Linked DNA regions of Homo sapiens: region 2 is linked to region 1. A link is a loop called in an ENCODE intact Hi-C map of the cell type or tissue named here. Cell type or tissue: PC-3. All regions are shown on one strand. Each heading gives the region's core, and the rest is flanking DNA. Links, peaks and the distances in the headings are about the cores only.

Region 1 (4,400 bases), core at 23-4,022:
CCCTTTGGAGGTCACTGGAGATCAAGGGTGGCCACATAGCGAGACAATGCAGAGATATGATTTGAGGAGGAAAAGAAAGAGCAAAAAGGGAATTGGGGTGTTATGAGGAAGAAAAGACGGACTAGAAGTATAAGAATGAGGGATCTGTAGAGGTTGGAAAAAGGCCAGAGTGGTTTCATTTGTTCCATGTTTTAGTATTAAATCAAGAAGGCATAGCACTCTAACTCTAGTGATTTTGTTGCTAAGCTTTTTATTCAGAAGAATTCTGAAGGAAGAGATTACTAGGGCCTGAAAATATGACACCTCCTTCCACTCTAAGACAATTAAAACCAGCAGTGGAACTATTAACCATATTAACCAGAGAAATCCTGGATTTCAAACCTTTGGAGTAATGTAAGGTTTGTCATTCTTGGGACTCATTCCATAGCCTTTGCCAACATCTGTTGCCAGCATCTTAACTAACACTGAGTCACTAAACTATACCCAATTTCCAAACTGTATTAATTCCACAGTGTCCTGGTTTGGGGTGTGTTTGGGGATAGGGTATGTCAAAAGTGCAAAAAACAACAACAAAAAATATCTTGCACATTGTTACATTGTCTTAAAAAAAATGGCGTGTGATTTCAAAGCTGGAGAAACAGAGGAAAAGTAAAGGGCAAATTACCAGGAGGCAAGAGATGTTAATGAAGAGAAAAAGGTAGTGTTTAATAAATATCAAACTGCTTTGGAGGTAAAGTCTATTTTGATATTGGGCCAGACTCTTTTTTGGACTTGGGGTAGAATTCTATTTCTTATCCTACGTGAGTGCTGGGAGAATGTGAATTTCTGCTTGAGTTCTAGTAGTGCTAGGGCCTTTTTTCTTTTTCTCTTTCTTTTTTTTGGGGGGGATGGAGGGGACACCGAAAGGCTTTCATGGCAAATAATTCAAAAGGAAACTAATACTTATTTAGTAAATCAAGCAAAAACTAGACATTTTTACATATGTTAATCATTTTAGTGTCTGCAGCAACCCTCTGAAATAGGTGTTATCCACTTCTTTTTCAGATGAGAAAACTAAGAAAAACAAAATAACTTTTTCAATGTCACTGTCGGGAACACCTGACACCAAAACTAAGCAACAAGGTGCTCTCCTATTTTAGAAGTTTATTGGTTCTGGTGTCTGTCCAATGAAGTAACCCAGATTTAACAGAAACTTATATTGTTTTGCATCTCCTGAGCAGGCTAAATGTTAGGTAAATCTTGTCTGGAAATACAGAAAGTACCAAGTAGCCTGGAAGCTAATATTTGTGCAGATTATCCAGTTGGCTACGTCTCCACAGGCTGTTGATGGCTACACTTCAACAGTTTCTTCAAATTGTCATCAGCCCAGTAACTACCCTTGAGACTTGGTGTGGATCTTTCTTCCTGCTGGCAGAGAAATGGCATCGAGGACAGGTTGGCTCAAGTGAGCAAATATTTCCTGTCTGCAGTGGTGCCTCAGAGGCTAGCAGCTTGTATACACCCAGAAGGTTTTACCTAAACCCTCATTACGTAGGCATTAGGCATGATAGATAAAGAGGAACCAGGAGCAGATTCTGCCTCCGAATGAAATCCATGCAACCCTCAGAGACTCCCAAGAGACCTCACTTTACTCCTTTCATGTTAATATTGATATTATTTCATCTCCACAGTAAAAGACTACAGAGAAGAATTATGGAGTCTTCAGTCTAGTCCCCACTTCCCCCGCCCCCACTCTCCAGGAATCCCATATTTGTCATACTGAAATTAGTCATCTTCAAATTACAAAATCTGGCAAAAGGCATAATAACCTCACAGTGTTGGTGATATGCACACTCATATGAAACAGGAAGAGAAAAGCCTATAACTCATGACCCAGAAAGAAGGGTTTTGATAACTTTGGTTAGCTGGTGCTTCTGAGGGCAACTTCCTACTCTTTGTGGTATGGTTTCTTCTCTCTTATAATCTTTATTGTAAATGGCTTTTTATTTTGAGCTCAGGAGGATCTTTGGCTTCTAGTTAGAGCAAAGCTTAGAAAATAGAAAAGAAAGGGGCTCTAGCATAATTGAAAGATGTAGAATAAAAATTCAAAATTCTCAAATTTGGTGTGGGGTCTGGCTAATAAAAATCTGAGGCAAAAAGTTTTCTTTCTTTTTCTACCTTAGTTTTCTTTTCTTTTTCTTTCTTTTCTTTTCTTTTTTTTTTTTTTTGAGACGGAGTTTTGCTCTTGTTGCCCAGGCTGGAGTGCAATGGCACGGTCTCGGCTCACCGCAACCTCTGCTTCCCAGGTTCAAGCGTTTCGCCTGCCTCAGCCTTCCTGAGTAGCTGGGATTGCAGACATGTGCCGCCATGCCTGGCTAATTTTGTGTTTTTAGTAGAGACGGGTTTTCTCCATGTTGGTCAGGCTGGTCTCGAACTCCCAACCTCAGGCGATCCGCCCGCCTCGGCCTCTCAAAGTGCTGGGATTTACAGGCATGAGCCACCATGCCCGGCCTATTTGTCCTTCTTTTTAAAAAACTTCTATTATAAAGAAATTTAAGTATGCAAAAGTAGAGAAAATAGTTTAATGAATTCTGATATACCCATCAACCAGTTGAAACAATCAGTTCTTCATCAGTCTTACTTCATATATATGCCCACCCATTCCTTTCACCCCTGTAATTATGTTAAAACAATTTCAGATGTCATTTTATCTGTAACTATTTTAACACTGACCTCTAAAATAAATATATATTTATACATATAACTGTAATGCCATTGCCATAACAACAGCCTTAATATTAATTCCTTAATATTGTAAAATACCATTATCACACCTAAAAACTTAACAGAATTAATTAATATTATTAAATATCATTATCACACCTAAAATAAACAGTACTTACTTGATATTATTTAATATCCAGTCAGTGTTCAATAGTCTTGATTGTTTCATTTTTACAGTAGATTTAATGATCCAAATAAAGTTCATACACTGAAATTTATTATAAGTCTCTCAACTTTTTAATGCCATAGGGTCCCACTCATCTCTTTTTTCCCATTACAGTTATTCATTTGCCCGAGAGTTTAGTTCAGTTTGCTTATCTCTAAAATGGTACATAAAAGTCAACATTTTTGATAAATGGATGATTATGAAAGATCTGTATATTTCATTTGTTAAAAAAAAAAGGATTAGATCTCTTCTAACGCCATTAAGAAATATTCATTCCTCCAAAATCTAAAATAAATGAAAAATCTGTTTTTTTTTTAATGACCTGTGAAGTTTATTTTCCTTATCTGAGAACTTTAGATGTAGGCAGGTCCTTAGAAATAATGTAATTATGTGTTTAAAGTTTGAAAGCTAAAATCTGTGGTAAGAAGTCCGCTAGAGATCCACTAATGCATTATTGAGCCATAATTTGAAAAATACTGTTCTAATCAAATTGCCTTGTTATGTAGATGAGGAAACTGCATCAGAGAAGGATGTGACATGCTCAAGGTAACCCAGAGAATATATATAAGACAGGAGACTGGAACTTCTAACTTTTAGTTAATGCAGGGGCTAGGGATCAGATAGCCCAGATTCAAGTCCTGGTTCTGCATTCATGCGCTTAAGCAAATTATTTTTGTCTCTTTCTTGTGATCTACAAAATAAGGACAATAATATCATCTGCCTCAAAGTGTTAGGATGATTAAATGAAATGTGTAAACTCCTGAGCACAGTGCCTGGCATGTGTTAATTTTTATTAATTATTATTTATTTCATTGTAACAGATAGATACTAGTATATAATACTTTTCCAAAAAAAAAAAAAGAAAAAAAACTGAAAGAGTAACAAATCCCAACTATTTAAATTGCAACATCTTACTTGATTTTGCAATATCTCAGTTTTATCCCCAACCATTTTTTCTCTCCACACCCTAAAAGACAGGATACTTATACCTTGCTTTGAAAATTTTGTTACGTGCTCAGGATAATTGTTAAGATTTAAGAAAAAATATCATTAGGATTAAGAATAAGTGTTATTTCCCTCGTATGTTTTGAAAAATGGTAATATAATTGCTTCTATTTTTCTGATAGAAAAAAGCATTTAGGATTTATTTATTTATTTATTTATTTATTTATTTATTTATTTTTTGAGACAGGGTATCACTCCTTTGGCCCAGGCTGCTGGAGTGTGGTGGCGTGATCTCGACTCATCGCAGGCTCACCTAGGCTCAGGTGATCCTCCCACCTCAGCCTCCCAAGTAGCTGGGACCACAGGTGTGCATCACCATGCTGGGCTGACTTTTTTGTATTTTTCATACAGACTGGATTTTGCTATGTTGCCCTGGTCTGGAACTCCTAGGCTCAAGGGATCCTCCCGCCTCAGCCTTCCAAAGTGCTAAGATTATGGGCATAAGCCACTATACCCAGCCCAGTTT
Region 2 (4,400 bases), core at 226-4,225, 86 kb before region 1:
GAGACCTCTAGGGGGTATTTGAACCCAAGAAGATTCTGTATCCCGGGCACTTGAGCTGCTCCTTGGGCCCTTTCCCACACTGTGGAGAGTACTTTCATTTTCAATAAATTCCTGCTTTTGTTCTTTCATTGCTTCATTCTTTCCTTACTTTGCTGTGTGTTTTGTCCAATTCTTTGTTCAAAACACCAAGAACCTGGACAACTTGCAGTCAGGACCCTTTATTGGTAACACTTTCCCCTCAAAATGTTGCAGATAGCTTCCTTCACTTCTAATGGTGCCGAGGAAGAAACATCCAAAGACGCCTGATGCTTTTGCCCTTTTGTAGCTAATCTGCCTGGATACTTTGAGAATAGTTTTATCCTTAAAACTCAAAATGTCCAGTAGGAAATAACTAGATGTCGGTCACTTTTGTTAATTTTGCCAGTTATACAGAAGGATGTCTCTGCTTGCACACCTGTATCCTTCGGTCAATCTTCTTTCAAAGCATCAGTTATTCTTCTTCTTATTTTTTTTTTTTTTTTGTCTGAGATGGAGTCTCGCTCTGTCGCCCAGACTGGAGTGCAGTGGCACGATCTCAGCTTACTGCAAACTCCGCCCCCTGGGTTCACGCCATTCTCCTGCCTCAGCCTCCCGAGTAGCTGGGAATACAGGCGCCCGCCACTATGCCCGGCTAATTTTCTGTATATTTAGTAGAGAGGGGGTTTCACCGTGTTAGCCAGGATGGTCTGGATCTCCTGACCTCGTGATCCACCCGCCTCGGCCTCCCAAAGTGCTGGGATTACAGGCGTGAGCCACCGCGCCCAGCCCAAAGCATCAATTACTCTTAAGTTAAATATCTGCCCTTGGTCTGCTAAACCTATCTTTTTATGCTTCACACACATTCTTCAGGCATAAGTTTCAGTTTGTTTATAAAATATTCAATCTGAAATTAAACAAAGGTGATCAGGAGAGACTCCCCTACTCCTTGTCGGCCTCCTTATGTGATAACAAGATGTCATTGAGATGGATCTGAATGTCCGATGAATGACCTGATTAAATGTCAGGCCAAAGGTGGAATGAGGATTCAAGTCACATTCCTTGCCTGGTTAGAATCTGACCCTCTCGCATTCTTCTCTTCCACTGTCATCTATACTTTATCTAAGGGCTGGACTCTGTTTTCAATCTTTGCCCAGTTGAGGACAAAGATCCCAATCTACTTCTTAGTCTAGTTCCCTCTAATTGCTCAGCTACTCCTTATATATGGCTGATTCTCCAGTTGAGCCATCCCCTCTGCAGACTTGGTTCAGAAGTGCTGCAGATTCTCCTGCTGTAAGTGCCCCAGCAGCCTCACTGTGCAGTGGGTGGGACCTACTCTATAGATGCTGCTGGGGAAGCTATAGCTGATTCTGCCCCGTAGAACTCCCTGCAGGAAAATACATATAATCAGAGCATGAGATGAAGAGCCTGGCAAACCACAGGGTATTTCACAGCTCTCTGCCAAGCCCTGCTTCAGGAAGAAAGACAGCTTGTTGCTTCAGCAGGAAACCTTACTCTAAGGAATTTCTCAGTAAACGCCTTACAGACTTCAAGTCTGATTAATAATTGGCTGCAATTTCTTTTTTTCTTTCAATCATTTTTGGGTGATTTTAACCTTAGTGGCCTTACACTTTTGCCTTTTCATTTTATATATTTTACTTTCATCTTAAACACACCTGGGAGCAAGCATAACTCAGCAGGCCTGGGCTGCTCAAATCCTGCATTTTTCTAAGAAAAGACTGGCCTGTGATAAACAACTCTCGTAAATAACCTGTGAGCCTTTGGAATACACCTGTTTTCATTCCATTCACCTGGGGCCTTGGGCCTCACTGTATTCAATTTGACCTCTGGGGTGGGGTATAGGGCTGGTGACTAAGTAGCTAAGGTCAATATATGACTCCATGCCTCGATGAGTCACCCCCAATAAAAACTAGACACCAAGTCTCAGGTGAGCTTTCCTTATGAGGAATAATAACTATTATTATGAATAAATATTCTTTTTATTTTCCTGATGTTATGTTTTTTCAAACAATCTTATTTTTAGTGAATTACTTTTAAACTTTGCTCTTATGAAAATTGTTTTTCTCCTCTTGTGTTCAGATGCTTCTGCTTTGAATATCATCTATTTAATCTATTCTCTTTTTTGCACCAGTTCCTAGTTTTAATCCTGCCGTACCTTGTATAACTAGTCTCTTGTGTTCTCTTGTTTGTTGATCCTTTTATTCCTTTTTGTTACTAACATCTATGATGGTTGGCAGAATATAAATGTAAAGAAGTGTGAAGAGTAGAGAATTTACAGAAATGTTGGAGAGACAAAGAGAAGGAAGGATGCTTGCTTATACCCCACTATCTCTGAGTGTAGATGTCTACACCAAATTTCACAGCCTATTTAAACACAGGTTATCAAAGAACCCCCATTTCAGGAGACAGAAGATGAGAGCATCATTAGCCTACTCCTGACTTCCTGCTCACAGTACGTTTGATCATGCAATCCAGACAGCATATTTGGTCACCTGGGAAAAAGATGCCTGCAATGCTTTTTCTAATAATTCATACTGTCTGGTGCTTGTCCAGTGGCTGGATTTCAGGCAAAAGATGACAAAACGCAATGCTACCAACCACAAGGGGCAACACAGGGTGGAGTTACATATACCAAGCCTGACCCTGCATGAGATTAACCTCCTGAGAGGCAGGCCTGAAGGATTATCCCAGAGCATATTCTGTGGCTAGGCACATGACATCGTACTCCAGCTCATTTTCAACATGTCATGGCAAGTTTCTTGCACTCTGGTAGGGTCAGAGGTGGATGCTCTGGGAGATGGCTCTGATGAGCTACCCTCTCTCCTCCTGCACCTGCAGAGTAATTGTGAACAGCAAGAGGGTTTATGTGCAGTTTGCAGCTCTTCAAGCCTTCAGGTCCTCTACCAGGCAACTGAGACCTGAGAAGAAAGGCAAATCACATGGTAAACAAACAAGCTGGCTCCCTATGTTAAGATAATAGGCCATGGCTCCCCTTTCCATCCCAAAGGGACACATCAGAAGCTGAACTCCCAAGACAGTTTGCCAGCCTGCCCAAGTGAAGAGTGTGCTTGACAGGCATACTATCAAATTTCATGTATCGGCACATTTGTCAAGACACTGTTGTAAGACCCCCTCCTCCCAAATATCACGCGTAGGCTTCTGTGAGGCTCTTACAGAGAGGGAAATCTCTTCTATTTAAGTTTATTTGCTCCACTACCAAATAGCCTGACAAGATTACATATCTGCTGTCACAAAATGAGATCCACAACTGCCCATTGCGGATTGGAAGCCACCAAGAGGTAAATCAATATTTAGGAACAATCTATCCTTGCCATAGTGTATGGCCATAATTCAGTCTATCTCTTCTGAGTTCTTTAAACACTATGTGCCCAAAGTGTTTCTTGCTCTTTCTGGGTCTCCTCTTGGACAAGAATCCAGCTGTGCTGCTCATTATCCCACTTTCACGTACTGCCGACTCTGGAGAAGACCCAGGAGTTGAACACCTTTTTGAGTCTACCCGGAGTATAATCTGAAGCTACCATGAATGTGTGTGTGCAAGGGGGGCCTGTATTTCTGGATACTTTCAGCTTGATTTCAATTTGCAGATTTAAGAGGCTCCCAAAACTCGTGTATGATATTGAAACAACTTTGAATATTGGACTACAGGCCCAGGTCCACCATTGATTAATAATCCTAAACAATAACTCTGCCCAACGCTTTTCCCCTGGGTATTTTTTAGTAACTCTCACTTAGGTTCCTTGGGTCTCTGTTTCATCATTCATGAACTGATTGTTGCTTTGAAGTTTAAATAATCCAATGTGGGTAAAAGCACTTTGCAACCTGTCAAGGGTTTCTGAAGCTTAAGTTGTTGTTTCTCATGCCCAATGGAACCTACCTCCACATTTGAGGATAAAAACACTAGACTCAGTTCATGCCATTAAATTTGGTGATGATTTCTTGGAAATGATAGTTGAAGCACAGGCAACATCAACAACAAAACAAAACAAATTGGACTATATCAAAAATTTTAAGTTCTATGCATCAACAGACACAATCGATAGTGAAAAGACAACCCACAAAATGGGAGAAAATATTTTCAAATCACGTATCTAATAATGGGTTAATATTCAGAATATTTAAACGCTTACTACCAAAAAACAAAACAACCTGACTTTAAAAATAGACAAAGAACCCATTTTTTTATGTACTTATTGGTTATTTGTATATCTTCTTTGTTCTCAAACGACCAATAAGCACACGAAAAGATGCTTAACATCACTAATCATCAGGGAAATGCAGATCAAAACTACAATGAGATACCATCTCACACCCAATAAGATGGTTACTATTGAAAAACAAAACAA

Evidence for each region. Hi-C counts contacts between places; a loop is a spot of excess contacts. Peaks named below come from ENCODE experiments on the same cell type or tissue, not always from the same donor. Only the 100,000 strongest peaks of a DNase experiment are listed, where the experiment ranks them.
Region 2: a loop joins it to region 1, with 8 times the contacts of the local background. A loop is called at or near these places in 4 of 110 quality-filtered maps.

The regions. Positions count from the first base shown.
Region 1 is chr11:58,571,054-58,575,453 of GRCh38, reverse strand. All of the region lies in intron 1 of LPXN (leupaxin), which reads left to right. Among named protein-coding and RNA genes, the nearest start is that of LPXN, 2.6 kb to the left of the region's middle. In PC-3, for the core only: no CTCF peak of the experiment used is centred there; DNase peaks (open chromatin) are centred at 433, 1,463 and 1,793; H3K4me3 peaks cover 2,485 bases; H3K27ac peaks cover 2,666 bases.
Region 2 is chr11:58,657,102-58,661,501 of GRCh38, reverse strand. No RefSeq gene overlaps it. Among named protein-coding and RNA genes, the nearest start is that of CNTF, 37 kb to the right of the region's middle. In PC-3, for the core only: no CTCF peak of the experiment used is centred there; a DNase peak (open chromatin) is centred at 1,881; H3K4me3 peaks cover 1,357 bases; H3K27ac peaks cover 2,482 bases.